Linked DNA regions of Mus musculus: all the other regions are linked to region 6. The links are chromatin loops, found by intact Hi-C in ENCODE. Cell type or tissue: left cerebral cortex. All regions are shown on one strand. Region 1 has its middle 59 kb from the start of Npy1r. Region 2 has its middle 80 kb from the start of Npy1r. Region 3 has its middle 33 kb from the start of Gm24274. Region 4 overlaps Naf1 (nuclear assembly factor 1 ribonucleoprotein). Region 5 has its middle 50 kb from the start of Gm24677. Region 6 holds the start of Npy1r (neuropeptide Y receptor Y1). Region 7 has its middle 85 kb from the start of Nat1.

Region 1 (4,000 bases), 59 kb before region 6:
CCAGATCTGAGCTGGCCAGCTCTGTCTCTAAGCTTGTATGGTCAGAAAATAGAACTTGATTCTTAGCCTATGATTCATTAGCTTTTTAGCATCTTATAAGCTTCTGTCAGATGATTTCAATGGTACTTGTTCATGTTAGTCATGGTTGGGTATGTATAATGTTGACCCTGTACTATGACCACCTTGAGGAAAGATCCTGTCGTTCATTCCCTTCCAGCAACAAGTCACCATGAACTGTTCCATCCCTTCCCTCCCTTGAAGCTACCACCTCCCACTGCCTCTAGCTTACCATCTGCCTGCCTTTCTCAGGCCTGCACGTATCATAAGTCACATGCTATACCTCTCAGGTTTAAGGAGAATCTCTGTGTGTGTGTTTCCTCTATTCTCTCCCACTGTTTCCAGTGCTTAACTCAAGTGGTTGGTTCCTAGTGAATACCTCTCAAATAATGGAAAACAGAGGAGCAGAGTATATTATATTAGCATTGTAGGGAATACTGTTTGAAACCAGGGACATTTATTTTGCATTTGCTTTCAGTTTCCTAGTAGAAACAAACAAACAAAACAACAACAAAAAAATGGGTTCCTATTTTTCCCACTATTTGGTGTATGAATATTTATGTGCATGTGCACGCACGTGTGTGTGTGTGTACAATGTTTTAAGTAAGGAAGGATGTGGAGTCCACTCACAGAAGGAGGAACTCAGAAGGTGAGCATCAAACAAGCCCATCACATTTCACTCGCTGTTGTCTCTTATACAATGCTGGCTTAAGGCCTAGTGTGACCGTTTTCTCCGTTCCCCTTTCATCTACCTCCAGATCACTTGTCCTTTTGTCCTCCTGTTTGTCTCCCTCCTCCAGCTTGTGAAATGGATCAATAAAAGAAGCCAGTAAAGATATCACTCTGCTCATAAAAAGCCAAAAGTTAACTGGAACGTGCTGAGTTCTGGATTATTTGGTTAATGTATGGACACAAAGCACATCCTTCTTCAGGTGCCTATGGGAAAGTTCTGATGGAAAGTATTGGGCTACGGGAGCGGGCTGTTTCCTAGAACTGGATCTCTCATTGCCAAAGAAACATGTGGCCATCAAGCTTGTCATGACCTGATGAGCTCAGAGACAATCATCTTCAGTGATTCTATGGTTCTTACATTTCAGATGCGTGATTTATAGCTATTTCTTAGAGCTTTCTTTTTAAACGGTGTGTGTGTGTGAATATGGATGGTGTGTGCATATGGAAACCCAAGAACAACCGTGAGTGTTGTTTCTGAGGAATCCTCTATAGTTTCTTTGAAGCAGTGTTTCTCACTGGACTGTGGCTTGCTGGGTATACTGGTCTGAGTGGCCAGCTAAGCCTCGGAAGCTGCTTATCTCCACATCCTCAGTGCTGGGATTATAAATGTGGGACATCACAGGAGGCTTTTCAATGGGGATTCTGGAGATCCAAATCAGGCTCTCATACTGCAAACAGGAGGCAGTTTACTGAGTCATCTCTCCAGCCACCATTTCATAGAATTTTGCATAAACCACATGGTATGGAAATGTGAATTCAAAAGGAAAGGCATTTGCTGAGAGCTGCACCTATTGTAGAGCTGCAGCTACACAGCTACCTTGTTTTAGGTCGCTTGCCTTCATTTTCCTTATTAGGGAAATAGAAATCAAAATCATACTTCAAAGAGTTGTGTGGAATGGATATGTAAAGATTAACACAGTGTCCAGCACCTAATTAACATGAACTAAGAGATGACTCTTGAATGTGGTATGAAATTAAATACTACTTGAGCCTTGTGCTTGTGAGTCCTGTCTCATATATGTACACATACATGTGTTTCACTTCCTCCATTGCTCTGTTCAGGAGAGACAACCATGTGTACATTTTTCGGAGGAGATAGCTGACACTCATAAATGTAAGTGAATCATTCACCCAAGGTTATCCAGATGGTAAGTGGGAGAGCTGGGATGTGAGCCCACGCAATGGGCTCAAGAACCCATATTCACAAGCACTGTTCTTTATATAAAAACCATGGTAAAGGTTTAGAAACAAGAGACACTTGAAAATCATCCAGGACCACCTATCATTTATAGATGTGGAATGTGGAGGGTTCCACACACTGGGTCAGAGCCACTGTGAATGACAAGGAATAAGAAACATCTAGTGGTGTCATGTGTGCATTTATAGCCTCTTGAAGAAGAGAAGCATCCCCAGGTGCCACAAACAGTCCTTAGAGGGCCTAAACATTTCAAGGAGAATAAACACAAGAACATTTGCTTTAAGGAAAAGTTTCAATGTGGTTTAAACAGTTGAATAAATGTGTGATGTGGATTAAACCCGGCCTGCAAGAATTCTGCTTCATCCACTGCATTGGAATGAGACTAAATGAAGCAGAAAAAACAAGAGAAGATGAGACATGCTGTTGAATCCAGTTTCAATTGTTCACCATGCACCAAATAACGGAAAGTATGGCTGCTGGAATTTCATTGCCAACCCAATCCATCACAAAAACAAGCGAGAAAGGAGGAAAACATTTCAGTTCTGACGTCTCTTTTCTGTCCAGTTTGTTTTTTGTGATAGAGCCTCTAACTGGCTTTGAACTTGCCAAGGGAGCTAAGTTGGCAGGCTTCTACCCCAGGCTTTGTCCCCTCCTCTTTAAGTGCTAGGCTTATAACTCCACTCCACTGCATACGTGTGTGTGTGTGTGTGTGTGTGTGTGTGTGTGTGTGTGTGTGTGTGTGTGTGTGTGTGTGTTCTGGGCATCCAATTCTTGTTCAGTGAGCATTTTAGCAACTGAGTCATGTCCCTACATGGCATTGTTTTAGTAAACTACAGTTTATGGATATTCAAACTCCAAAGGCAAGGTTTGCCACCAACTGTAACTCTGATTCAGATGTGCTGCCACAAGACAGTGGCACTAGTTTGTGGCTTTAGGGAGAGTTGCACAATTTGAGGTATTATGTCCAAGTCTCTTACTAATCACTGTCTTCCAACTGGACAATACAACATTGCCTGGGTCACTATTAGAGTGGCATAAAACTATTAGAGTTCTATAATTTTTTGATTACCACCAGAAGGAGAGGAATTCCCTTCTCTTGACTCCTCTTGGTGAGGTTGAGGATGGGTTCAGGAAGGACCTGACACCTCCTTCTGGCCTGCTTCGATACCTACACGTACATAGTGTCCTTGCACACACCCAAACACACATACACTTTAAATGAATAAATAAATGTTTAAAAAAAATAAAAGATTGCTCAGAGGCCAGCAGATCTATGTGACTTTGAAGCTTGCTTGGTCTATGTAGTGAACTTCAAGGCCAACCAGAGCTGTAAAATACTGAGAGTGTGTCTCAAATAAACAAAACAAACGTAAGAAATTTAAAAGATAATTCAAAATTTCATCCAGTTTTTTCATGCAGCAGTAAGTCACAATGTGATTGTGATTGTGTTTTTTTTTCAGATATGGTTGGGTTTTTTTGTTTATTTGTTTGTTTTTTGTTTGTTTGTTTTTTGTGTTTTGTTTTTTCAAGACAGGGTTTTTCTGTATAGCCCTGGCTGTCCTGGAACTCACTCTGTAGACCAGGCTGGACTGGAACTCAGAAATCTGCCTGCCTCTGCCTCCCAAGTGCTGGGATTAAAGGCATGTGCCACCACCGTCAGACTCAGATATGTTTTTTTCTACATGACAGACTACACACACATACATACATAAATACACACACATGCACACACACACATTTATACACCATTTTGTAAATGGATTTTAATAAACTCTATTGGTTATTAATAAGACCAGCCAGCCCCCAATAATTGAGGCAGAGTCCTGTGGACTTTTTAAATTGACTTTGGAACAATTACTGGGTGATTTTTCAATATGGTAGACTGTTATTTTCCCAGCTGTGTTCTCCAAGTACTTGCTGCATGAATCTCACCCTGGTTAATTTTGCTCTATTAGCCTGACCTCAGGGTCTACTTCTCCTGACCATGTTCTCATGATCCACATCTTCTCATGG
Region 2 (4,000 bases), 80 kb before region 6:
AGTCTATTAACCTCCCAGTAGCTTCACTCTAGGGCCTACAACTTTCATATGCAGGCATGGTAGGGAGCATTCTTCTAAAACTGTGGTACTGAGTAAAGGAGAGGATGAACATGGTTCTAAGACAGACCAGATGTTCTATGCTAAAGAGCTCTGGAGGGTCTGCCATGGGAACAGATGGAGGAATAAGTGTCTGAGGTTAGCACTGCTAAGGGCAATTGAGCCAGATTTTGGACTAATATAGGATTTCTCAGATTTACTTTGGAACAAGGAACATTGAAAAGAATAGTGGAAGGTTCAGAATGTAATATTTAAAGGCTAGTACATGTAGCTCAGGTGGGAGAGTATTTGTCTAGCAAGGTGGTGCCTGAGTTCAATACCAAGCAGTACATAAAATCAGTATGGTAGTGTTTGCCTGTAATTCACACTTTGGAGTTGGAGACAGGAGGACCAGAAGTTCAGGGTTCGAGTCATCCTTAGCTATATAGTGAGGTCAAGGCTAGCCTGAGAGAGAGAGAGAGAGAGAGAGAGAGAGAGAGAGAGAGAGAGAGAGGGAGAGTGAGAGGGAGAGGGAGAGGGAGAGGGAGAGAGAGAGAGAGAGAGAGAAAGAGAGAGAGAGAGAGACTTTAAAAAGGCAGAATATATCACTCAAAATAAGCAATTTTGGCATTAGAATTGTTTTGAGCTAGAGGAATTTGCGTTTATGAAATTTCTTTGGCTGGAAGCAGAGGCTCCAATATGGAGTTGTCATTTACCTTCTCCCCAGGAGCAGTTTAAACCTCAGAAACAAAATGTTGGCACCATAACCAAATGTACCTGTCATTAGAGTGTCACATCTGCCTCCTTTTCTCCTAACAACCCAATATCTTCCTTAGAACATTTGGTTTCTGAAACTCTCCCTGATGGTTAGATTTCCTAGTGCTGGAAGGTGCTGTTCAGACTGCTCAGGGAGAAAGACATAAGTGGTTTTTACCCAATGGTGGATCCTGCATCCTACAGCTATGACATACAAAATATCTGCACCAGTGCAATAATGTCAAGAGTGCTTATGGGGGTAACCAACCACTCATTTAATTGGATTTGAGGCCTGTTCCACAGGAGGGAATCATCTCTGCCTCCATAAACATAGCCAGAATCCACAGGTAGGGAAGTCAGAGACTAATGGGAAAATCCTATGATGTTTTTTAAATAGTCTTGCTGTCAATCTGCCTTCTAGATATCTAGGTTTGTATCCATAAGTTTGTGCTTCTCTCAGCCTTAGGCAGAGCTTTTGCTGAAGTAAGCAATGGTTAATACAGAGACTTGAAACTCTTCAAATTGCTGAGAGTAGCTGAGTGAGTGCTCCCCATAGGGCCAGGAACCACTCACCAGAGGGTATGGGAAGAATGTGAGAGCCAGAGGATGGTGAGGAGGACCGTGGATTGCTGTCCTCTGAGCTTGGCATGCTGGTGCACACATGAACTCATAGCGACTGTGGTCATCTGCTCAAAATTAAGCCAGTAAAATTCCCGCACGTGGAAAGGATCAGTTGACAGCTGCTGGGGATAGAGAAACACACTTATTTAGGGGGTGGCCACTGGCTGGTTGCCCATGCCGCCGTAGATGAGCCACAGCCATGCACATATGGGCAGCAATAATTGGACTCGGCGAGTTATAAAAAGTATTTGCTTTTTAAATGAACTGACCTTTTCTCTCTCTCCATTTACCATACTAAATTATGTATGTAGACTTCAAATTCCAGCCACCCTTTTGGCTCACTCATGTCTGGCACTGCACACGTTCAAAAACATCTGTTGGTAATCTGTCTTTTGTTCATTGAACTTGCAGCACGCCAATCAATGAGCCTAAGATTTCTCTATGAGGAAACATTTTCCTCTCCCGCTCTGACAAGCAGCGGGTGTATGAAGGGGAGTAAGTAGCACGGCATGGTCAGTCTGAAAGCACAGACTCCGTATCTGCTAAGGACTGCTTCCTTCAGCAACGTAAACACCTAAAGTGTTTGGACATGACTAGCAAGTGATGTTTGATTTCTAAAATCTGTTCTTGTGGATCCCACCTTGTAGGTCTAAGGCAAAAAAACAAGAAGAGCAGCAGTTTGCGGGAATGAGGAGCAATTATTTTAATTTTTACTTGGAATTACAAACTGACAATGCAAAGCTTTGAAACTATTCCTTTAATCCAAACTCTTAACTATTCCTTCCTTCCCTCCCTCCCTCCCTCCCTCCCTCCCTCCCTCCCTCCCTCCCTCCCTCCCTTCCTTCCTTCCTTCCTTCCTTCCCTCCTTCACTCTCCTCCCTCCTTCCCTCCCTCCCTCCTCTCTCCTTCTCTCCTGCTTCCCTCCCTCTCCTCCCTCCCTCCCTCCCTCCCTCCCTTCCTTTTCTTTCATTCTTTTGTTCTTTCTTTCACTCTGGAAAGCCCAGACATAACCCAGTTATTATTATGCTGAAACATACACATTGACTTGGTTGTGTTGGAAAGTCCTGGTAGGTCCACTTAAGACACCTAGCAGGTGATCACAAATAGAAATAGAGACTCTATGAAAGGGTGGAGAGTCAGTGGCTGAAGGATAATGACTTAAGCAGCAGGTGCTTGCTGATAGGCACAAAAGTCTGCATTCCCTCTCTGGCACTATATCAAAAGCTGGGCACAGTGACACATTTGTAATCCCTGTAATGGACAGCTGGAAGCAGGCTGGTCCTTAGATCATCTAATCCTAGGTTGTAGTGCAACCCTGTCTCAAAACTGTAATAATTTGCTTCAGACAAATGACACTCTAAGTTGAGCTCTGACCTCCACAGACAAGCACATGAACTCACAAATGTAAACATGTGCACAGACACATGCAAAATAAATAAATATTTTTTTAAAGAGTAAACTTGAAGAGAAGTTAAATCTATAAATCTAAGATCTCTTTTTTACAGAATCTACTCAGTTAAGAGTAGGTAGATAGGCAAGAATAAGGAAGGCGGACAGAAGATAAATTCTTCAGTGAAAGATAGCCACAGCCAGCAAATGAAAGCAGGGTGTTGATCACTGAGCATCACCTGACCCAGAAAACTCACATTTGAACAAGTTCATTTTTTTATTATTTTTTTTTACTTTCTCCTTTTAAAAGATTTATTTACTCTATATATGTGACTGTTTTGTCTGCATGTATGTTTGTACTACATGTGTGCTATATCCACAGAAGCAGAGAAGGGCATTCAATGTTTTGGAACTGATTCATGGGTGGTTTTCAGCCACCATGTGGATGCTGGTAATCAAATTGGGTGCTCTACAAAAGCAACAAGAGTGGTGCCATCTCTCTAGTCCCTGAGCCAGCTGTTATATTCTTTCTGAAGTTTATTACCCAGGAGTGTTGAGATAAATGATCCCTAATTGGGAGGTGTTTTCTAAAAACATTAAATGCATTTTTCTCATGTAGTTCTCGCAGTTCCATGAGACAGCCACTTTTATGACTCACATGTGACTTACGGATGTGTAAATTGATGGAAAGGAAGTTTGAAATCAGTGAGGAGACTAGCTGGGCTCTGGAATAAAATAATCTGCTCATTCTAAGTACAGATGCTCTTCCTTATCAATGTCTCTGACTTGCTTTTCTCCTGGAATCTATCCCAAAAGACAGGAATCTCTCGTATGTGATGCATATAAGAGTTTGAAAAAAAAAAAAGTCACTTAATAAAATGTATTTCCTTATATTTTTCCTGTGGTGGAATAGAAAACATACAACTTACTGTCATGTTTTCAAATAAAGAAAAAGAAAGAACACAGAAATTTTAATTTTTAGTTAACATTTTATTTATGTATTGTGGGATAAAAATGTGGGATAAAATATGTAATGTGAGTAAAATGGAATAACAGGGTCTGAAGAAGTAAGAAAACAAATAGAACCCAGGGAGAAGAAAACAGATGAAACTGTGAATTTGAAATTTGACAGTTATTAAACACCTAAGTATCACCGTATGTTATATCATCATTGTCTGGTTTCTCACTAAGAACCAGT
Region 3 (4,000 bases), 480 kb before region 6:
TGGCTGACGTCAATGCTGGTTGCTGTTTTGGGTATGAATAATGTAGTGTCTTTTGTTTCTAAAAAAAAAAGCGTCATGTCTATAAGACCACACTGGCTAACTTAGCTTTACAGTCGAGTAAAATGCCAGCCGCTTCACAGGTCTTGATGCACAGATGTTGGCTTAGAGAATGCCCAGGATGCAAATGAATCTACTAGAATAGAGCTGTGTCCACAGCTTATTTTAGCACCCTTATTTGATGGTGTATAACTAGAAGCTCTGGCAAATTGTCGGAATACATCTTTGCACCTCAGCACTTATAAGGGAATGTTGGAAATAGCCACATTAAAATTGACCTTTCTCCAGTCAGTTATTTTAAATGGAAAACTCACAGTAGATAGATAATGACAATATAAACAGTTCTTCTTACTTTTCTGTTTATTTGTGGACAGAACATATTCCTCAAAATACTTTAGTAACTATTGAAAAATATTCTCTAAATGAAGGCCTGAGAAAAAGGATACATCTCTATTCACAATGTGCTAACAATGTTCATAAGTTAGTGTTTCATAAAATATGTCAAAGCTAACTGTGTCCTAGAAGCATCTCACAGTAGGTGTTTTGGGCATGGAAATGTCAGAACAATAGGGCACCAAATTACAAAATGCTTAGCTTTACTTTCTGGACAGGAAAATGTCTTGAGCGTGAACACCAGTGTTATTTACAATTACTGAAATCTGTCACAATAACTTTCAGGAAAATTATAGATGTTTTTTATTCAGTACCATTAAATACTCAGAATCTAATTAACTCTAAATGTTGTCAGTCGGTTTTTTTCCTTTATTCTATTTAGCTGTCTATTAGATTTAAGCCATGATATCATAACATCAGAAAAGTCTCTAAAATTTTAATAAAGCTACTCTGTATATCAAGGCTTTATATGCCCCATGCTACTTAATCCCTAACTCTACATAATACTATTAAGCCCTCTGAGGTAGGCATTAAAGGATAATCACATCTTTCAATGAAGGTTTTCAAAGTATGTTTCTCCATCATTGTTGGTTGTCACAGTCGGATGAAAGCTAATCTAACAAGTCTGGATGCATTAAACAGCCTTCACATTGATCAGGGTTTGCTGGACCATTGTTTAATGGTTTCTCTTAAGTGTATGAACTTGTTTGTGAATAATTGTAGGTTAACCGTATGGCAAAGAATTTGGGAACTATGTAATTTAATAATCACAATAAAACTGGTCTAATGTGTGCATTTGTGTGTGTGTGTGCTCACACAATGCCTTCATCTTATAAATTAAAACAGATTTTGGATAAATCATGAGTTATTTCATACGCTTATACAGTGGACATCAAAGAGGTTAAATTTTATATGTCATGATGGAACTGAGGGAAGAGCTGAAGCATGTGTCAGACACCCTGTTCAAATACCGGGAAACACCAAACATGACTTTTAAATTTTGTAACATAAAACAAATGTAGTCATCATACAAATATTGCTAAAATTTTGGAGACAAACAAGCTCCTTGGCATTTGGTTGAAATCACAAAGTGATAGCTTATAGCCAGGAGAATGGGAAGGTACTGTAATCAGAGTGGATTTGAAAACTGCTTTTCTTTCTGCACTGTTCCTTCCTCTACTCATTGTCCATATTTTTCCTCATTACGCAGTCAAGCCTTAATGTAAGAGGGGAATTTTGAAGCAATCAAATGCATCTCCTTCAACTTGATTATTCTTTGTCTTTCTAAATCCAATTAAAAATTACAATTCCATGAAAGCTCCTGGACAGAAATCAATGCAGGAAATGAGCCAGCGGGGTATGCTGGATCTTTGCAGGTGAGGCTCTTGCCAATAAAACACAGCATTTGAAATAAGGGAAGAGAAGTGCAGACTGCAGTTCCTCACATACCAGTGCCTTTGCAAGTTAGAAAGGCAAACAGCATAGCAGAGAAAGATCCCAGAAAATACTATAGAGGAAAGACAGTCCAATAGGAGGAACAAGGCTAAAGTATGTGTACTGGCTGGTTTTGTGTCAACTTGACACAGCTGGTGTTATCACAGAGAAAGGAGCTTCAGTTGAGGAAATGCCTCCATGAGATCCAACTGTAAGGCATTTTCTCAATTAGTGATCAAGGAGGAAAGGACCCTTGTGTGGGACCATCTCTGGGCTGGTAGTCTTGGTTCTATAAGAAAGCAGGCTGAGCAAGCCAGGTGAGGCAAGCCAGTAAAGAACATCCCTCCACGGCCTCTGCATCAGCTCCTGCTTCCTAACCTGCTTTGAGTTCCAGTCCTGACTTCCTTGGTGATAAACAGCAGTATGCAATTGTAAGCCGAATAAACCCTTTCCTCCCCAATTTGCTTCTTGGTCATGATGTTTGTGCTGGAATAGAAACCCTGACTAAGACAAATTGGAACCAGCATAGTGGGCTATTCCTGTGACAACCTGACCATGTTTTGGGGAGGATTGTTGTAGGACTTTGGAACTCTGGGTTTGAAATTCATTCGTTGTGAAGAGCTCTATCAGATGTTGTGTAAGAGCTTGGAAGATAATGTTGAGAACAGTGCAGAAGATGGAGGTCTGGCTTGTTGTGGGGAGCGGGTGTGGCGGCAGTCCCAAAGGCGCCAGGGACTGCAGCTAAGTCATATGACTTGCACCTGACTTCCTCATATAAGACACAAACATCTTGAGTGCTGCGCAGGTGTACCAGGATACAGGTGAATCCATTTTGATGGAGATTTGCCCCTGCTGCCCTGATTAGCTGAAGCTGCGTGCCTGGTGAGGTGGCGTGGCCTGCTGTGCGTGGATGTGAACTGAGAGTATAAAAGAGTGAGAGGCCCAGGGTTCGGGGGAGATATAAAAACAAGGGAGATATAAAAACGAGGGCGATATATAAACAAGGGAGATATAAAAACAAGAGAGATATAAAAACAAGGGAGGGAGATATAAACAAGGGAGATATGGAGAAAGAAGAAACAGGACTGAATAAACGTGTGCAGAAGGATCCTGTAGCAGCGTCGTTCTTCCTGGCCAGTTGAGCGCGCGCAACAAGTGGTGCCGAAACCCGGGAACAAGAAACATCTTCAGGCAAGAGCGAAGACCCCCTGCTACAGGGAGGATTCAGAACTGCATCACGAGGAAGGAGTGGTTAATAAAGTGTTCCCGTAAAACAGACTGTTGAGAAGGATCCGGCGTGGATTCAGAACTCTTCAGCTGGGGAACGGTACTGATGAAGAGAAAGAAGAAAGATGAGGACTGAATAAACTGCTGTTAGAAGGACTGGTGGTCGCGTCGTTCTTGCTGGTCTAGAGCGGATGCGACAATTGGTGGCCCGTACGGGGAACCGACTCCCCCACCGAGTTCAGAACTTTCAGCAGTCAGTGGTTGCCGGCAGGGTAAGTTCACAGTGAGTGAAACTTGGGACCCCAGGAGTTTGGGAAGGACCTCGATAAAATAGAGGTGAGCATAAAGTTGCCAGGAAGTAGGCACAAAGTAACCCAGGAGTTTGGGAAGGACCTCGGATAAAATAGAGGCAAGCATAAAGTTGCCAGGAAGTAGGCACAAAGTAACCCAGGAGTTTGGGAAGGACCTCCGATAAAATAGAGGCGAATATAACGTTGCCAGGAAGCAGGTACAAGGTAACTAAAGGTTCATGGCTTTGGGACAAGTTAAGGTTCCTGGTTTTGGGACAAGTTAAGGTTCCCGGTTTGGGGACAAGTTAAGGAACTATGATAACCTCAGTGTAGTGATCAATAGATCCTCGCTGTGTAGTTATGCTTTTTTCTCCCATTGACCCTTTGTGGGTAGGTCTGATAGTTTTGGTCTTGTTTGTTCTGATATATGGACTCTGTTACTGTTTGAAACTGTGTGTAGAGGCAGTCAAGACAGGTCAGAAAATCCTTATAGAGCAACAAGAAAGTATGTCAGAAGAGGAAAAGGGCTTAAAAAGAAAAAGGAAAAAGAAAGGAGACACAATGTTATCAGGTGGACAGAAAGGACAGGACAACAGAGT
Region 4 (4,000 bases), 180 kb before region 6:
CCCAGCAGATGCAATGATGGGTGCAGAAGGGTCAAAGAGGGTTAATTCTACCTTTAAGCATGAGGCAGGTGGATCTCTGAGTTCAAGGCTAGCCTGGTCTACAGAGTTCCAGGCCAGCCAGGGCTATACAGAGAGACCCTGTTTCAAAAAAAAAGCAAAAAGCAAGCAAGTAAACAAACAAAAGAATGAAGAAGAGAAATAAGAGACAAGGAACTTGTGGGCTGTGCCTAGAAACAAACAAACAAACAAACAAACAAAAACCAAAGAGAGGAGTCCCCATGAGCCTAAGAAAGGCTGTAGCATTCTTAGACTTACTTCTGAGCTTAGCCTTCTAGAACCAGACCTATATTAGACTACTCCACAAAGCTATTAGATAGAAAATTTATACTGTTTTTAAGTCACAAAATTCGTCTGAACTTGTTACAGCCAATAAAGTAAACACAATTAAAAAAATTCTCAAAAAAACAAAAATAAGAAAAAATATTTAACTAAATATTTACTAATATACTTTCAAGTTTAATGACTAAGATAAAGTGTACATGTTTCAAAAAAATTTAATACATCAAGTCCTTGACCTTGACATTAAGTGCATTCCTGAACATCAATTTTATTACTATAAGTTACTTACATACCTAATTGTTCAATAATGCTTGAAACCTTCCCAAGAGGCTTTAGTGCAATGTCTTCAGGCAGAATTACAGTGAGTTCTTCAACAGAAGGTAGTTCCTATAATATAGTGGAAAACATTAATCTTCTAGCAGCTTCAAAAATATTTTTTTTTAAAAAAGGAGATCTATTTTCCATTTAAAGTGCAATGCAAACTGTTGAAGATGGACAGTAGGATTAAAGCGGTCCCTTAGTGTCTCCTTTGCAGTAAGCAGCTAGTTGGACTGCTGGTTGCAGCTGACATTTAAGTGGCTCGGTGACTCTTTGTACACTAGCCAAAGAATATAGACTTAAACACTACGAATCACATTTGACAAGAGCTGACCTCTGTAAAGAAAAGCTGTATTAAGGAATCCAGAGAGATTTCATCTGAAGAGTTCTACTAAGAACTACCTACCATTCCTCCACAGCAGGAGGTTCTCTTCTTTGAGCTGTTTTGTTAATCTAGCTAATTAATGTGACTTTAATTATAGTAGAATAAACATCAGCAAACTCTCCTGGTACTGTGTGAAGCATGAAAGTCTGACATTGACAGCTATCAATCAAATACAGACTTCTTGGAAACAGACGTAGCCTGTAAAAGCTGAAAAGATGTTACCTCCTACCTTCTCTTTCCAGGTTAAAAAATAAGTTTCTTAACACCTACAGATTTCTTTTTTGACCCAACTGTAAACCATACCTCAGTTGCTATAGAAACTAAATACTGAAATAGATGAAATTAAAGCAAAATCTAAGAATAAAACTGACGTTAGCTTTCATATTAAGTAAACAGAGCTTTCTACTTTTGACCCTTGACTAAATGGGTCCCTTTCTGAAGGAGACCTGAAAGTGCAAAGCCTCTGTCAATACCCTTAGTGGTTATTGGTAGGATAATGTGTGGAGAAATGTTGAGAAAGATGAGAAAAATCTAAATAATACAAAGTATAATGCAAATGATCTTGGGTAGTCATTTTTCCCTGTGGGAACATACATTTTTAAAATAATTATTTATTCATGTCTCAAATATACTTCCTTCTGGGATATACTTTTTTTTTTAATCAAAGATTACTTACAAGGGTTTCAGCCAACAGTGCAGCAATTTGCCTCAGCAGAGTTAAAAACATGCCTAGTGTTAAAGGAAATACTTTTGTTTGAACTGTCAAATTTCTACTGACCATATTTAGGAAGAGAACAACCACCTGCCACTTTTGAAATGTATTATTTTATGTGTATGTTTTTATTACAAGTATGTGGGGGCACCAAGTGTATGCTTGGTCCCCAAGAAGCCCCGAAGAGGGCATGGAATCCCTGGACCTTGAGTTACAGATGTGTTCATCAAGTGCGTGATGGGAACTGATCCTCTTAAGGGCTGAGCAATCTGTCCAGCCCCCACTTACACATTAACACAACAAAGACAGAAGATCCTCCTGCTTTGAAAGTGTTAGTATGGTTATCAGACATCAAAAAGACTTTCAAATTAAGTCCTAATTATAAAATATATGTTCATGTTAAAAGAACAAAAATACCCTCTAGTAGTATAGGATACAAAGTAAAGAACAAATTCTCTGACCTCACCCTTCCCACACCAGTTAGTCACTAGCCTGGGTTCCCTTCAAATACATTCACTACGCAAATACAAGCTTTACCTACATGACACTTTCCACTCTATATCCTTGCTGCACGCTACGTATCTCCTTTACAGCTGCATATTTTACTAGACCAAAACATAAATATTAACCCAATCATACTTTATACCTACTATATGGTCTTATAGAGCTGTGCCATAATCTAACATAGTAATCATGAAATATATTTATCTACTCGCTAAAAATCTTTGACGTACATGTTTTTACATGACTGTGTGGCTCTTGTTGTAAGCAGACCTCCTATATTATCCTACATTATATCAATTCACATTTCCTACATCATGCCCCTGAGAAGTAAACCTAAAATCTCTACCAGTTGATATAGAATAAGATAGTATACCTTGTTTTTAAATATCTTTGCTTTAAACTTGACTGATAAGCAGGACTACATGTAATGTATTCAGTTTTCTTCTGGAGGATTTATCTTTTACTGACTTTTCTAAGAACTATGGACTTTCAAGGCTATTTTCCTTGTTTCGTATATGCAGCAAATCTGCTCCCCTTGACCCTTGTGTTGTCTGGTACACATCTGACACTTCTGAGTTGCTCAAAAACCCACCAGCATTGTTGTCACATCTCTAGTTGTAGGATTGCTAAAACTGTTTATTTGGTTCATTCATTATGCTATTCTTGTATAAAAGTAGAGCAGAAATTGGCTTTATCTTTACCTAAAATACTAGTAGGCAATCCCCACAGATTATAATCTTCCAGATGGACTTGAACAGCAGACTTTAACATATTAAATATACTTATCCTTGCACATTTCTACCAAAATCTCAGTTTGGTTCCACTGACCTGTGACACTGTCAGTATATTAACAACTATGGTGCTCATCTACTCAGGAAGAGCTAACTCCCTACAGACTTCATCAATATTTTTCTCAGTGGCATTTTTTTCTATTTGTTCTTACATGTTTATTTTACCAGATAAACTTCAGAATTGTCTTATTAGTAATGTTAGTATTGACTGAGATCACAGTATAGTAATTTTGATACCTACATTAGCACTTGGGCTTGTTATAAGCTACTTTACTAATTACTCGCTAACATAAATTCCTAGTATTTGGCCCCCACACCCCTTCTTAACCCCACTCCCACAAACTCAGTTCTCTCCCCTTCCTCCATGCTCTTTTAAGGCAGGGTCTCACTACATAGATCTGATTGTGTGGGAACTCACTATGCAGACCAGGCTGGCCTCAAACTCAGAACTCTGCCTACCTCTGCTTCCCAAGTGTGTGTGTGCCACTCTGCCCAACTTTGATTCTTTACAGGAATGTAACTGGCACACTCTCTGCGGCATTAGTGTTTTATGTTTTCAGATTCTTACCTGATGATTCTACACTTCTCCTCCTTCAAATCACACTAACATTCTATTCATTTTTTCCACATCCCTAATGAGAAGATAAACCCAGTAACTAGGACCTAGTCACCAGAGCACTCAGAACGATGACTAGCACATTCATTATATACTTATTAAATAAACTGATCCATGTTACCACTCCAAACTAATCAAAGATCTCAGAAGTCAATGTTCACTTTAGTCAGAGGAAAAATCAGAAAATGAAAATATAATTTAATATACAACCCTCAAGAAAGGAAAGACACCTGAACCCAACCACCTCAAAATAAAATAAAAGCTTCCTAAGAAAACTTACTGCCAAGAATGATGCATAGACACATCTAGCCACAGCTGCAAGCATTACCACAATT
Region 5 (4,000 bases), 630 kb before region 6:
AGGGTGGATGAGCAGTGGGGAATGGAATATGGAGTTTAAAAAATAAATTAAAAATAAAATAAATTTAAATAAAAGAAGAAGAAAAAAATAAAGAATCTAGAGACCACATCTCCAGGCTAAAGATGTTCTAGCAGCGCAATCCTAGTAAGATCAGAGGAACTCTTAGCAAAGATAAAAGTGATAAGAGGTTGTTAATAACGAACTTAAGGTATAATGTACATAGAAAAAAGAGACCAGAGCTGAGAAACAGGGTTAGGATGAATGATGATCAAAGCATGAAATTTCAGAGGGTGTTGAACTCTTATGAAAAGAAGGCTCAGGGTTTGGGGCTTGTCATGAGCTGGATAAACACAAATAGCCTAGGATTTATATCTTCAGATAATCGTAGTGATAATTACAGTTATGGCAGTACAGAGTTGTTTTAAAAATAAGTACTGTAAAATACTATCTTGCATGCTGGTGGAACTGGCGTAGTAGATAAAGTGTTTGTTGTGTGAGCACAATGACCTGAATTTCGAGCCCCAGCTTCCACTTTCAAAGTTGGACATGGTAGTGTGTGTGCCAGTAATCCAAGTGCTAGAGAGACAGAAAAACATCCCTGGCCAGCCAGTTGAGTTAAACCAGTGAGCTCCAGGTTCAGTGAGAGTCTGTCTCAAACAGTGAGTTGAGAAGCAACTGAGGAAGATGCCAGACATCAATCTTCGGTCTCCACATGCTTTCCCCCACATATCAATACATGCACAAACACCACATACACACATAAATTAACTTGTTATGTAAGTGAGAAAAATGTCAGTGCGAGGAAAGAATTTTATTGCATTGAAATGATAAATTAGACACAAAACTTATGAATAACCAATGCTATTATTTAATTCTAAATTGGAAAATGATGTATTCAAGTTTTATTAAGAATTATAGCCACTTTAAGTGAGTCAACTAAGACTTAAGATTTACTACACTCAATTTTAGCTAAATCAGAAGGCCAATAAAAATAAATAGATCTTTAATATAAGCTCTTAAACCCACTTAAAACAGGCAAGCATTAAGCACAAGCAGCAGGCTATAAAGTGACTTCACTAATAAGCTCAACTGAAGGATTCACTAATTGACTATTGTGAGCTTTAATGCTAATTTTTAGAATAGGAAAATGTGAATGCTTTTGTTCATTTATTTAGTTGCAACCTATTCCTATTTCATGAGTCTTTGGGATTCTAGTCTACACTATAAAGATTACGAATTTTGTGGCCTGACTCTCTTTATACCAATTACACATGCTAAATCTCTCAAAGGAGTGTGTATCCAGGGTATATTTTTCAAAGGTGACACAAAATGGAGATCATGTGATGGATAGCATGTACAAGAGAAATGATTCTGTCTGTTTCTTTAGGCAGGATTAGCGAGCATCCTTGCTGATTGCCAGTGAGCTGTTTGCTTGCTCAGCCATTAGCAGATCTCAGATGTCTGAAGATTACTCTAAACAGTTTTAAAAATTATAAGAAGTTCTCTAAGCCATCATTTTAATTTAAATAACATTGGAAAAAATTACATTAACATTCTAAGAATGTCAGAGAGTGCTGAAAGTGTGAGCGTCAGAGAGTCTTACCTGAGGATAGAGGTTACCTCCCATGTTAAGGACATACTTCGATATAAACATAGAAGTTGTGATTGCTCTTTGACATACATCCATGAGTCTGTCACCTCTTCCAAAATGGATAACACATCTGCCCATAATTAGATCAACTTTGTTCATCCCGATAGTGTCAATCAAGGGACTGAGTGAAGGGAAACTGAAAGACTCATCCTTTAACTTCCACTGGAGTTAGCATTTGCATCATCAAGAGGAAATTAGCAACAGAGCAGTAATAACAAAAACATACACACCTGTACCTCTCAAAATATCAGAAATCAATACTCAGTTATGCAATTGTAAGTAAGACAAGTCTGTGTTCCCCAGAATCTCTGTATCTTCTTATGTTGAACTCACTCCAAACAACTACTCTTATGCTTTTGCCAACTGAGTGCTAATGGTGATGGCTTTTGTTTCAAAATCTTAGGAATTTGAATTCTGCTACTGAAAGCCTTCAGGCAACTTAATTTGCCTCTGGGAATTTTGTCATCAAAACTTCTCACTAGATGACAGTGTTTTACCATCAAAACTGTTCCAGGCTGCACAAAAAATTCTACCCAGTGGTTCCCTTCTCCCCTGAGAAGTGAACTAGCTGCGATACTGGGGACTTCTTTGCAAATTTCAGATTGTGCCAAGTCTGAAATGGAAAATGTTTGTCTCTCAGGGCCTGAGAGAAATAGTGATTTTAGTGACTGTAGTTGTTTGCAGTATGTGAAACGTTGTGAGCCTTTTCTCCCATTCTTCAAAGAACTATTCACAGTCATAACTGCTAAGTCATATAACTCTTTTTATATATCAGGAACCATTCTAGTAGTTTTCTCAGTAAGTTTAAAATTCAAACCAATTTATTCATTAACTACTTTAAATTAATAAGACTAGTACAGAACTAAGTTTCAAAAACTAACATAGCAAATATTATGCAAATTAAGCAACAAGGCAGTTAATAATTGTGGTTGTTGCTTATTTGGTACCTTCAGCTCTCTTCTGTCAGGTCCAAAGAGTAACCAATTTCCCCCAAAGGAGCAGGCTCACTATCTTCCTCCAAAATTGAGTCTAGCCCAGCTCAAGCTGGACTGTAGAAGGATTTCTGGTAATTAGATAAAAGCTAGCATTCCTCGGGAACATCTGAAATGCATTTCTGTCCTACAGAATCATCTCATTTGCCTCTGGCAGAAGGGATATATGCTTCTTCATATATACACACACACACACAGGCACACGCACACACAGTTGCTTATCAAAGCTCATGTTGACCTCCATTCTTCCTCAGTCTCTATTCACAAGTTCCTCTTGAACACCTCAATGCCCATGAGATCTTGGCCCTTCTTACCTCTTCCTCCTTCCTCTACCTTAAACTCACAAGCCTGCTCCCCCATCCCAGCTACTCACAGTCCATGAAACACATCCTGTTTCTCTAGCCCCGGGCCGTGTCCAGTCTTTCTCTTTTTTCTCTGCTCTGGACTCTTCCTGATACCTCAGGATATTTTCTCTCTTTTATCCACAGTGATGACACAGCTGTACCACTCTTGGGCATATACCCAAAAGATGTCCCACCATACCACAAGGAAATGTGCTCCACTATATTCATATCAGTCTTATTTGTAATATCCAGAAACTGAAAAAAACCAGATGTCCCTCAAGCAAAGAATGGATACAGAAAATGTGGTTCATTTTCACAATGGAATCCGATTCTGCTATTAAAAACAAGGACATCGTGAATTTTGCAGACAAGTGAATGGAACTAGAAAATATCATCCTCAGTGAAGTAACTCAGACCCAAAAGGACATGTATGGTATGTAGTCACAGATAAATTGAAAAAAAAAAATACCTAGGATACAAGCCACAGACTGTAAGAAGTGTAACAATCAGAAAGGCCCAAGTGAGGATGCTTCAATCCCACTTAGAAAGGAGAACAAAATAATAAGGAGAGGCAGAGGAGGGAGGGACCTGGGTGGGGGAACAGAATCAGGTATGGAGGGAGGACAGGTGAGAGGCCCAGAAGGCCAGGAGAATGAATAGGAATAGTCCTCGGTGGGTGGGAGGTAGGGGACCCACTAGAAAGTACCAGAGACCATGGAGGTGAGAGACTCTCAGGATAAAATGGTGGGGTCTGGGATGAACCTAACCAAAATGCCCAACATTGGAAGAGGGAGCTCGAAGAGTGCATCTCCAGTAGACAGACAGGGCCTCACATGGAGGGCTGGGTTACTAACTCACAGTCAAAAACTCTGACCGAGAATGGTTCCTGTCTAAAAGAACTGCAGGGACAAAAACAGAGAACAGACTTATGGAAAGTCAGTCCAATGACTTGGCCCAGCTTGAGATCAGTCTCATGGGGTGGGGGAACCAAAACTTGACACTATTACAGATGC
Region 6 (4,000 bases):
TATACAGAAAATGCAGAGTATCCTTATTTTGCTAAGTATGGGAGCAATAGCCATTTCAGTTATGGAAAACAGTTGCGTGTTAGATACAAGTTACATTTTGTTTACCTTAGTAAATCTCCGAGAAAGAATAAAGGTCAGGAAAGTAGCAGTACTTTTCTACAGAAAGAGTTTGCATCTCACTGTAAAAGAAAACAAGCTGGTGTTTGCTCTTCCGTATATCTCAGATATGTATGTCTTACAATTGTAAGTATTACAAGAATTAAAGAGCAAATTTCAGTACAGCTGCCATGGACCTTCCAAGACATTACATACATTAACAGTTGGCAAATTGATTCCCTCTTCCACCCTTCCAGGGCAGTTCCTCTTCTTCCTTCTTGGAATGCTGGCCCTTCCTGATCGATATTCACAGTGCTGTTTCTACCATAAAATACAGCTCTTGGGGCATAACCTGCTCTGTGTGTGTGTGTGTGTGTGTGTGTGTGTGTGTGTGCGCGCGAGTGCATGGTTTTCTTCAAATTCCCTCATTTGTTTGGGAAAAAAAGATAAGCCGTGATATACACAGCCAAAGTTACTGCTAGCTTATCTAAACGACTTACATAATTCCCTGTTCCTTCTGGGGAATGGGGGAAGGGCTTGTTCAACAGTTAGCTGCCTATTGACAATTATAAGGAAACCCTAGAAAATGGTATCGAGGAAGAACATTCTGTCTCTTGGATGGGCAAAGTATTGGGCTTTCTGCAGAAGTAGTCCTCTCTTCTGTGCAAATCACAGAGCACTCCAATTAAAAGAACAGTGGAAGTAGAAGACACACCTCATCTCCATTTCCTCTCCCCCCCCCCCTCCTCTCCTCCCCTTTCCCGGCTTTTCATGCTCTAGGTCCTAGAGTCTAGGAGTTAACCAGAGGGAAACTTGGTACATTCAATCAAAACTTCTGTTTTCACTACCCTTTTTTGTATTGTATAACTATGTGACTCTCCCTGATTACCCCCATTCTTAACTCCCCTCCCTGCACGCGCGCGAGCATACACACACACACACACACACACACACACACACACACACACACACACACACACACGGAGATGGGGAAGAACGGAGGAGGGGAAAGACAACTAATTTATCAGGGCGCCTCTACCCGAATGAGAGAACAGAGCAGAAATGAAGGAGCCCAATTGAACATGCAAGGCTCGAATCGGAGGCCAGTCCGTCTTTCTCATAAGCCCAATAAGGGTCCTTCCTACATTAGCATCTCTGCAATCTACCTGGGGAGCAGCAGATTATCCTACTAAGCACTAAATCCCCCCTCCCCCCTCCCGCTTTTAGTTCATCCTTAACCTGCTAACCAACACAGTTAATTGCCTTTTAAAAAGGAGCTGAGGTGTTGGGTGGTTAAAACTACTAAACAAGAAGACAAGGCACAAGTCTTGCAAGGTGCACTATACAGCCTGAAAGAGGGGTATACAGGGGAGTGGGTCAGGGGCTCTCCCATTCTGGGCTCCGTGTCTCTGGGCACCCCACATTTTCTCACGTGGTGGGAAGCAGGACAAATGCATCTGAGAAAGCTGGCGTCCCCACCCCTGCCCAATGTATCTTCTCTGGTTACCCGGGAAAACTCCTGGATTTCTAACTGGGCAGAGGCTCCAGCCTGCTACAGAAAAAAAAACGAGGAAGACTATCTTGGTTCAGGAAAGACCAACAGGGGCACCTCCCCTGACTTCTAGGAGAGTAGGAGGAGAGGAAAACTTATTTCCTTCTGGAACCCCCAAGTGCAAGACGCCAGGATGCGCGAACTCTGAGAGATGTACACTTTCCCTTTGAGGTCTCACATCCATAATGCCCCAGACCTGTCCCACAATCTAGATTATACTACCTCCTGCTCCGACTGGGAGTCAAACCGAGAAGCTGACTCCACGCCCGCTCCATTCCCAGGACTGGATCAGACACCCGCATCTTTCCTCTCATACCTCACCCCATCAATAAGAGATTTCTCAAAAGTCCCTTAAAAACACTAACTTGCAACTTACCTTTTAAAGAATGCGTCTGTTCACCTCTGTTGAAGCGGGACGAGTGTCACTGGAGGGAGAAAAGATCTGTTGGTATTTCTCCTGCTCAAACCCTAAAGATTGAGGAAGATAGGAAGAGACGCCCCCTTAAAGCCGAACTCCACCTCATCCAGGATCATGTGATGGCACCCCACGAGGATCACCCAAGGTTTCCCCCACAGCCTCCTCCCAACACCTCGGATGCACAACTCGGAGGTGCGTTGCCTAGGAATTCTGGAAAGAAAAGCAGTTAAACCTAAGCTATGTTTCAGACCCGTACGCACGGAGCTCTCACCCCACTAGTCCTTGACTCAAGCAAGGCGCATTTACAAGCCTGTTTTAAAAGTCAATGCCACCGCTATTTCTTTTGTCTGCAGGTCAGTGCCATCTTGTGGCGAAGTCCTTTTCCTCTGAGAGAGTCCGAGCTTTAAGCTGAAGTCAAGAATGGAGGGGAGAGCATATTTACGGGAAGGGGGAAAGATGCACTTCATCGCAAAGCCTCGGTTAATGGGTTCGCCGCCGCTGCTTTTGTGACGCTCAAATATTCCGCACGCCAGTACCGAGAAGTTATTTTCCCCAGTCTAGGAGAACAAAAAAGAAGTCCTTAAAAAAGCCAAAGTAGCGGATCTCAGTTGAGAGCCTTTGACCCTTTTTTCTCTTCACTAAGAAAATGCATTTGAGTCAGATTTGTTCTCAGTGACTAGTTCTTTTTTCAAGGGAGCAGGAAACCGGGCCCGGGGCACGATGAACCCAGCATTTCCCTGTTGGTCAGAAAAAGTCAATGCAATTTCCCCGGTGATTTATCTGCTACGGTATGGAACATTGTGGGTGTGCTCAAAAGACATGGTCCTTGCAAATCTTGTCCTTGATATTTGATGGTTCCGGCTAATTATTGATTCACTGATTTCATAACTCACATGGTTTCATTGCACTTTGAAAAGTCAAGGCTGAGTAATGTACACACAACACACACACACAGGTGCATACACACAGAATTTACTTATCTAGGAACTACAACTTGTTTAAATTCAAACTGTTAACAAGTACCGAATCTACAGATGTCGCCTAGGATGCACACATTTCATTACAAAATAACAAAGATCATTTGCCTTCAAAGTGAAATCCCAATGAAATCCCATGACATGAAATCCAATGAAACTTGTACTATTAAGAAAAAATTTGTTTTCCTTTTCTAAAGGTTAGCTTGAATAAGAATTATTTACCAATAAAAGTTTGGTTGGATTCATACATAGAGATGTAGTTGATATGATCTCTGGGATTTGTTTTGTGGGAAAGCTAACATATTCGTAACTGGGCACATTTTTCTATGATTGGAAGAGGATTATGATCTGATTGAAATGTACAGTGTTTGTAGGACAGCAGATATGCATGTACGTTAAAACCCTCTAATGGTTTAAAAGCAAAGTGTCACACAACTAATCACATGAGAACGGAAATAGGAAGAATTCAGGGATTACAGTGCTCTCCCATCCTCCTTTAGGAACACTCTCCTACTCACTGGTCTACTCTGCCCCTCTAAGTCACACTGGTCTTAGGCAGTTTTTTTTTAGTCTGTCATGAGAACCACAGGGGAAATGGTTCAATTCTTTACCAAGATTATGTCTTCATGGGGCATCATTCATGCCAGGAACTATTTTGAATTTGTGAATATAATGTGGACTTGGGTACTTAAGTGTTTCCAAGAATACTAGTTAAGTTTCTCTAAAAGGTCTGCATTAATATGGCCAATTGCAGTTGGTTTTATTACCTTAGTTTCTATGAGACACCCCCTCAAGACACATTTATAAAGCTGGGTTTCTGAGACATTAACTTCACAACTCAGTCTTTCCAGGATTATTGCTCTCCAAAGATTTTTATGACAAACTTTATCGTATAAAGTTTGGAAATGCTCATCAACGGCATAATTATATTACTTTAGCATGAGTATTTATTGAAGA
Region 7 (4,000 bases), 710 kb before region 6:
GATGTGGAGCCATGTTCACACTCAAAGCACACACCATGACGTCCTTCATAGCAAAAGAATTCAGAGGGCTTCCTGCTTCTGTTAAGCACAAATGATAAGGTAGCTGAGTGGAACCCTACCCTGAAACTAACATTTCTACTATGCTTGGGCTTAACCTTTCTCTGTTCCAGGCTGACCTCGAACTCAGGCATCTGTCTACCCTTGCAAGCATAAACAAAAATCTTACCTGGGTGGGATCTACTGCAATCACCACTTCCTAAATCTCTTTATCTCCTTCCTTAGTATCTTTCTGACAAGTTGGCTCATAGTTCAGCTTCCTTTGTTCCTTATATATCTGGGAAGCTCCTTATAGAATTCATATTGTACCCTTATATTTTACACATTTAAGACATTATATATTTCCTACTCGAGTTTTTAGAGTTCTTTTTTACAGCCTTAAAGGTTGTCCTGAAGGTCCCAGTGTTTACCAGTGTTTGCTAAAGACACAGACATACCCTGGACTCCTGTTCTAATTATCATGGAGTCATTCACTTTATAACAGCGAGGACCTTCCTTGAAGGAGGAACATCAAGTGAAATATAAAAATAAGCCTTCTGCTGCAGCAACCATTGACCATCATGGAAGCATATACCCTGATGGCTCTGTTCTGGGAGCAGGAACCATGTTGTGCTGGCCCTTACACCTAGCCATGCAGGACTCAGTATTCCTAACTTCTGTCTTACTATCACTCCTTTCTTGTCAGCAAAACTGTGTAACTGACACAAACTATCCATCCTATAGTCTCATTTAACAAAGAGGATCTCTTCAAACAAGAAGTATACCCAAACATTTTAACTTAATCTTTTAAGTACTTTGAAGAATGTCATTTCAAAAGTGACAAAATCACATATAGAACTATTGTGAAAACACCAAATGGTGATACTAAGTCTTCGCTTACCTTAAACACTGACTTAGCTCCAAGCTCACAGGTCCTGGAATCCCTTTTGCAGGGAAATCAAAATCCCAGCATCACTGAAAAGAGGTCTCCAAAGAGATCTTGGCTGCTGCAGCCAGCAGTATTAGGCTATATCTCTCACTACAGTGCAGGTACTGTAGGGTTGGTGAAATATCAGAGAATTCCTTAGTGATGGTTCTACGTTCTTCATTCCTCCTAGGAGTATAAGATTCAGGGTTTCCCTTACAGACAAGAGTGCTAAAAGTGATCATTAGGGTTTGGCAAGCTGTTTGGTGTGACATTAAAAACACCCTGTTTAGGGGCAAGATCACAAAGTCTCTGCTCATGTCACACTATTACAAGGAAGGGAGCAATCTTTTCCTAGCCATATTTAAAGCTTCTCAGAGCCATGGAAACAAATGAATGAACAGTGAGCAAGCCAACAAATAAACCCAAACCAGCCTCCCTTTCTTTAATTCTAAAACTTCGGATGGGGCAAACCATCCGAAAGTGGTTAGTTACCAAAGCAGATGCTTTGTCCCTGCAGAATTAGTGCCGAGTTGTGAAGCTCAAAATGGCCACAAGATGTCAGTACAAGCTCAATTTTATTAGATTTATGACTCCGAAGAAGAGCTCTGGTTTCCAAACCTTGACTTGATGGAAAAGACAGACCCTTAACTACAGAGGTCGATTTTCTATTCAGTGGCTGCGGTGAGCACCGTGTGTCAACTTGACACAAACTAAAATTCATCTGAGTGGAGGGAACCGAAATTAAGAAAATGCCTCCATAACACCAAACTAATTGATGGCGCGTGCCCAGCCCATTGTAGATTGTACCTTTTTTAGGCTGCTGGTCCTGGGTTTTATAAGAAAGCAAGTTGAACAAGTCATGTTGAACAAGGCAGTAAGCAGCACCCCTCCATGGCCTCTGTAACTCTTCCTGACTGCAGGTTCCCCCCGTTTGAGTTCCCGTACGGACTTTCTTCAGTGATGAACAGCAATATAAGAAGTGTAAGCCAAGTAAACCCTTCCCCTGCCAACTTGGCTTTGGGTCATGGTGTTGCATCACACCTATAGTAACCCTAATTAAGACATGTGGTACCAGCATAGAGGGGTATCGTGGGACAGACCTAACTGTATTGTTTTGCAGAGGTTTGTTGAAGGACTATGGAACTTTGGCCTAGAAAAGCTATGAAATGTTCAAAGCTTAGTGAGCTGCTTCATAGGATAAGAGTGTTGAGGATCATGCAAGCAATGGAGGCCTGGCCTGTCACGTTTCAGAGGGACGTTTAAACACTGTATGTCCTAGTTGAAAGACAGAGCTTTGAATTGTTACATATATATTACTACTTGTAATAATCTCTTTTTATGCAAATCATTTGTATGCTGAATTGTGTCTATTTAGTTAGTAAGTTAAGTAAACTCAGATGCAAATAAACAAAAAGCCATTAAGATAAAAGAAATGACTCTATTAGGACCGTTTTCTATTTTGAATTAGGATTCTGATCCTCTGATTAGCTGGAGCTGAAGATTAATAACAGACCAGCAGCATTGAAGTGAAACATTTTTGTTTCTAGGGCAATTTATTTTGGTTAGCTGGAGCTAGAAAAATTAGCAGTGGTTAAGAAGAGACTAACATCACTGAGGTGAATCTTCCGAGAAGTGTTTCCTCAGGGTCATCACACAGAAGCTGTGCTCCAGTAGCAGCTGAGGTTGTAACTTGCACTGTCAACTGAACTTGGTAGTGTGAGTCATCCAGATGGTACCGGTTTTGAAGGCATGCAGGGGTCATGGAGAGCAGCTGAGGCTTGGCCCTATAAGAGGCTAGAGGAGGCCATTGGTGAAGGTACAGCCACTGTAGCATTAGAAGACCCAGAGTGAAAGAGTCACATACAGAAAATTTAAACTAACGCCTTGGTATTGGGGTTAAGTGAGTAGAGTGTTACTGCACACAGGCGAGTACCTGAGCTGGAAGATCCAGGACACACAAAGAGCCACATAGATAGTGCACATCTCTTATTCCACTTCCAGTTTGATGACCAGCTAGCCTGGGATGCACAGTGTTGAACCAGAGATCCTGTTTCGAAGAAGGTAGAAGGTGAAAATAAGCAACTGGGGTTGCCTCTGATCACCTCGCTGATGGATGGAGGTGGGGGACTTGAAGAAGCGACTTTAACCTTCTGGCTAATGGCAGATTTTCCCATGGAGGGTGGGAATGTCAATAGTAATGGGATCTCAAAAGTTTTAGATCTTGCCCAAAGTAACATTGTGAGGATGAATGAGGAAGACTTCTCTATCTAGCTCAGCATATCCAAAGAGACAGAGGGACACACAGGGTCTAAAACAGTAGCAAGCAGAAGTCTAAGAGGGGAATGACAGGATACTGGTAAAGTTCACTATTGATCCTACAAACTTATAGCAAGAATTCCAACCAATATTAAAATCAACATAGTCAAGAACAAAGAAAATCACAATGACTTGGGACTAATTAGAATTACAATTGGGGGAAAAAACATATCCAAGTGGCCTCAGAATTGTAATCAAAATTGCATGCTGGGTGGTAGTTACATCACCTGTTTGTCAGGAATTAGGATGGGTACTAAAAGAGTCTTGTTAGGAAGGAACTTATTATAGGGAAGAGTTCCTGAAAGCTAGATAATTGCAATTTAGCCTAGTCCACAGGTTAGCATGCGAATGAGTACAGATATGCAGGCAGTCCAGGTAAAAGGTAAGACTGCAGAGATGTCTGAACACGATTCAACGATGGCCTCTTGTGTTTGTTACTTTTCTGTTGCTGTCATAAAATACCACCACCAAAAACAACTCAAGGAAGCAAGGGTGTATTTTGACTTATGGTTCCAGGGGGAGAGTCCGTAATAGATGGAGAGGGCAGGGTCTGACAAGAAGGCAGCAACAGGAGGCTGGCTGATCAAATCTTTACTCATAAACAGGAAACAAAGGGAATAGGAAGTCTAACAAGGCCATACAAACTCAAAGCTCACCTCCAGTGATGTACTCCCTAGCACCTAAAGGTTCCATAACCTACCTATACATTAAAACCAGTTG

Evidence for each region. A loop is a pair of places that touch in the nucleus more often than their neighbours do. Peaks named below come from ENCODE experiments on the same cell type or tissue, not always from the same donor. Only the 100,000 strongest peaks of a DNase experiment are listed, where the experiment ranks them.
Region 1: it touches region 6 in a loop (5-fold over the local background); 3 of 42 quality-filtered maps call a loop at or near these places.
Region 2: it touches region 6 in a loop (5-fold over the local background); 4 of 42 quality-filtered maps call a loop at or near these places.
Region 3: a loop joins it to region 6, with 16 times the contacts of the local background. A loop is called at or near these places in 2 of 42 quality-filtered maps.
Region 4: it touches region 6 in a loop (3-fold over the local background); 5 of 42 quality-filtered maps call a loop at or near these places.
Region 5: it touches region 6 in a loop (6-fold over the local background); 5 of 42 quality-filtered maps call a loop at or near these places.
Region 7: a loop joins it to region 6, with 7 times the contacts of the local background. A loop is called at or near these places in 13 of 42 quality-filtered maps.

Annotation. Positions count from the first base shown.
Region 1 is chr8:66,754,317-66,758,316 of GRCm38, reverse strand. No RefSeq gene overlaps it. Among named protein-coding and RNA genes, the nearest start is that of Npy1r, 59 kb to the right of the region's middle. In left cerebral cortex, no CTCF peak of the experiment used is centred here; DNase peaks (open chromatin) are centred at 277, 1,466 and 2,008; H3K27ac peaks cover 1,525 bases.
Region 2 is chr8:66,775,085-66,779,084 of GRCm38, reverse strand. No RefSeq gene overlaps it. Among named protein-coding and RNA genes, the nearest start is that of Npy1r, 80 kb to the right of the region's middle. In left cerebral cortex, no CTCF peak of the experiment used is centred here; a DNase peak (open chromatin) is centred at 1,660.
Region 3 is chr8:67,177,977-67,181,976 of GRCm38, reverse strand. No RefSeq gene overlaps it. Among named protein-coding and RNA genes, the nearest start is that of Gm24274, 33 kb to the left of the region's middle. In left cerebral cortex, no CTCF peak of the experiment used is centred here; DNase peaks (open chromatin) are centred at 44 and 1,794; H3K27ac peaks cover 349 bases.
Region 4 is chr8:66,874,393-66,878,392 of GRCm38, reverse strand. It overlaps Naf1 (nuclear assembly factor 1 ribonucleoprotein), which reads right to left. Exons shown (of 8, transcript NM_001163564.1): 3 at 633-726. Among named protein-coding and RNA genes, the nearest start is that of Naf1, 16 kb to the right of the region's middle. In left cerebral cortex, no CTCF peak of the experiment used is centred here; a DNase peak (open chromatin) is centred at 1,899; H3K27ac peaks cover 1,176 bases.
Region 5 is chr8:67,326,804-67,330,803 of GRCm38, reverse strand. No RefSeq gene overlaps it. Among named protein-coding and RNA genes, the nearest start is that of Gm24677, 50 kb to the right of the region's middle. In left cerebral cortex, a CTCF peak has its summit at 2,125; a DNase peak (open chromatin) is centred at 2,153.
Region 6 is chr8:66,695,547-66,699,546 of GRCm38, reverse strand. Npy1r (neuropeptide Y receptor Y1) reads right to left here and starts at 2,125. Exons shown (of 3, transcript NM_010934.4): 1 at 2,025-2,125. In left cerebral cortex, a CTCF peak has its summit at 2,424 (motif pointing left); DNase peaks (open chromatin) are centred at 722, 1,009, 1,608 and 2,326; H3K4me3 peaks cover 2,814 bases; H3K27ac peaks cover 1,888 bases.
Region 7 is chr8:67,403,700-67,407,699 of GRCm38, reverse strand. No RefSeq gene overlaps it. Among named protein-coding and RNA genes, the nearest start is that of Nat1, 85 kb to the left of the region's middle. In left cerebral cortex, a CTCF peak has its summit at 1,513 (motif pointing right); a DNase peak (open chromatin) is centred at 1,522.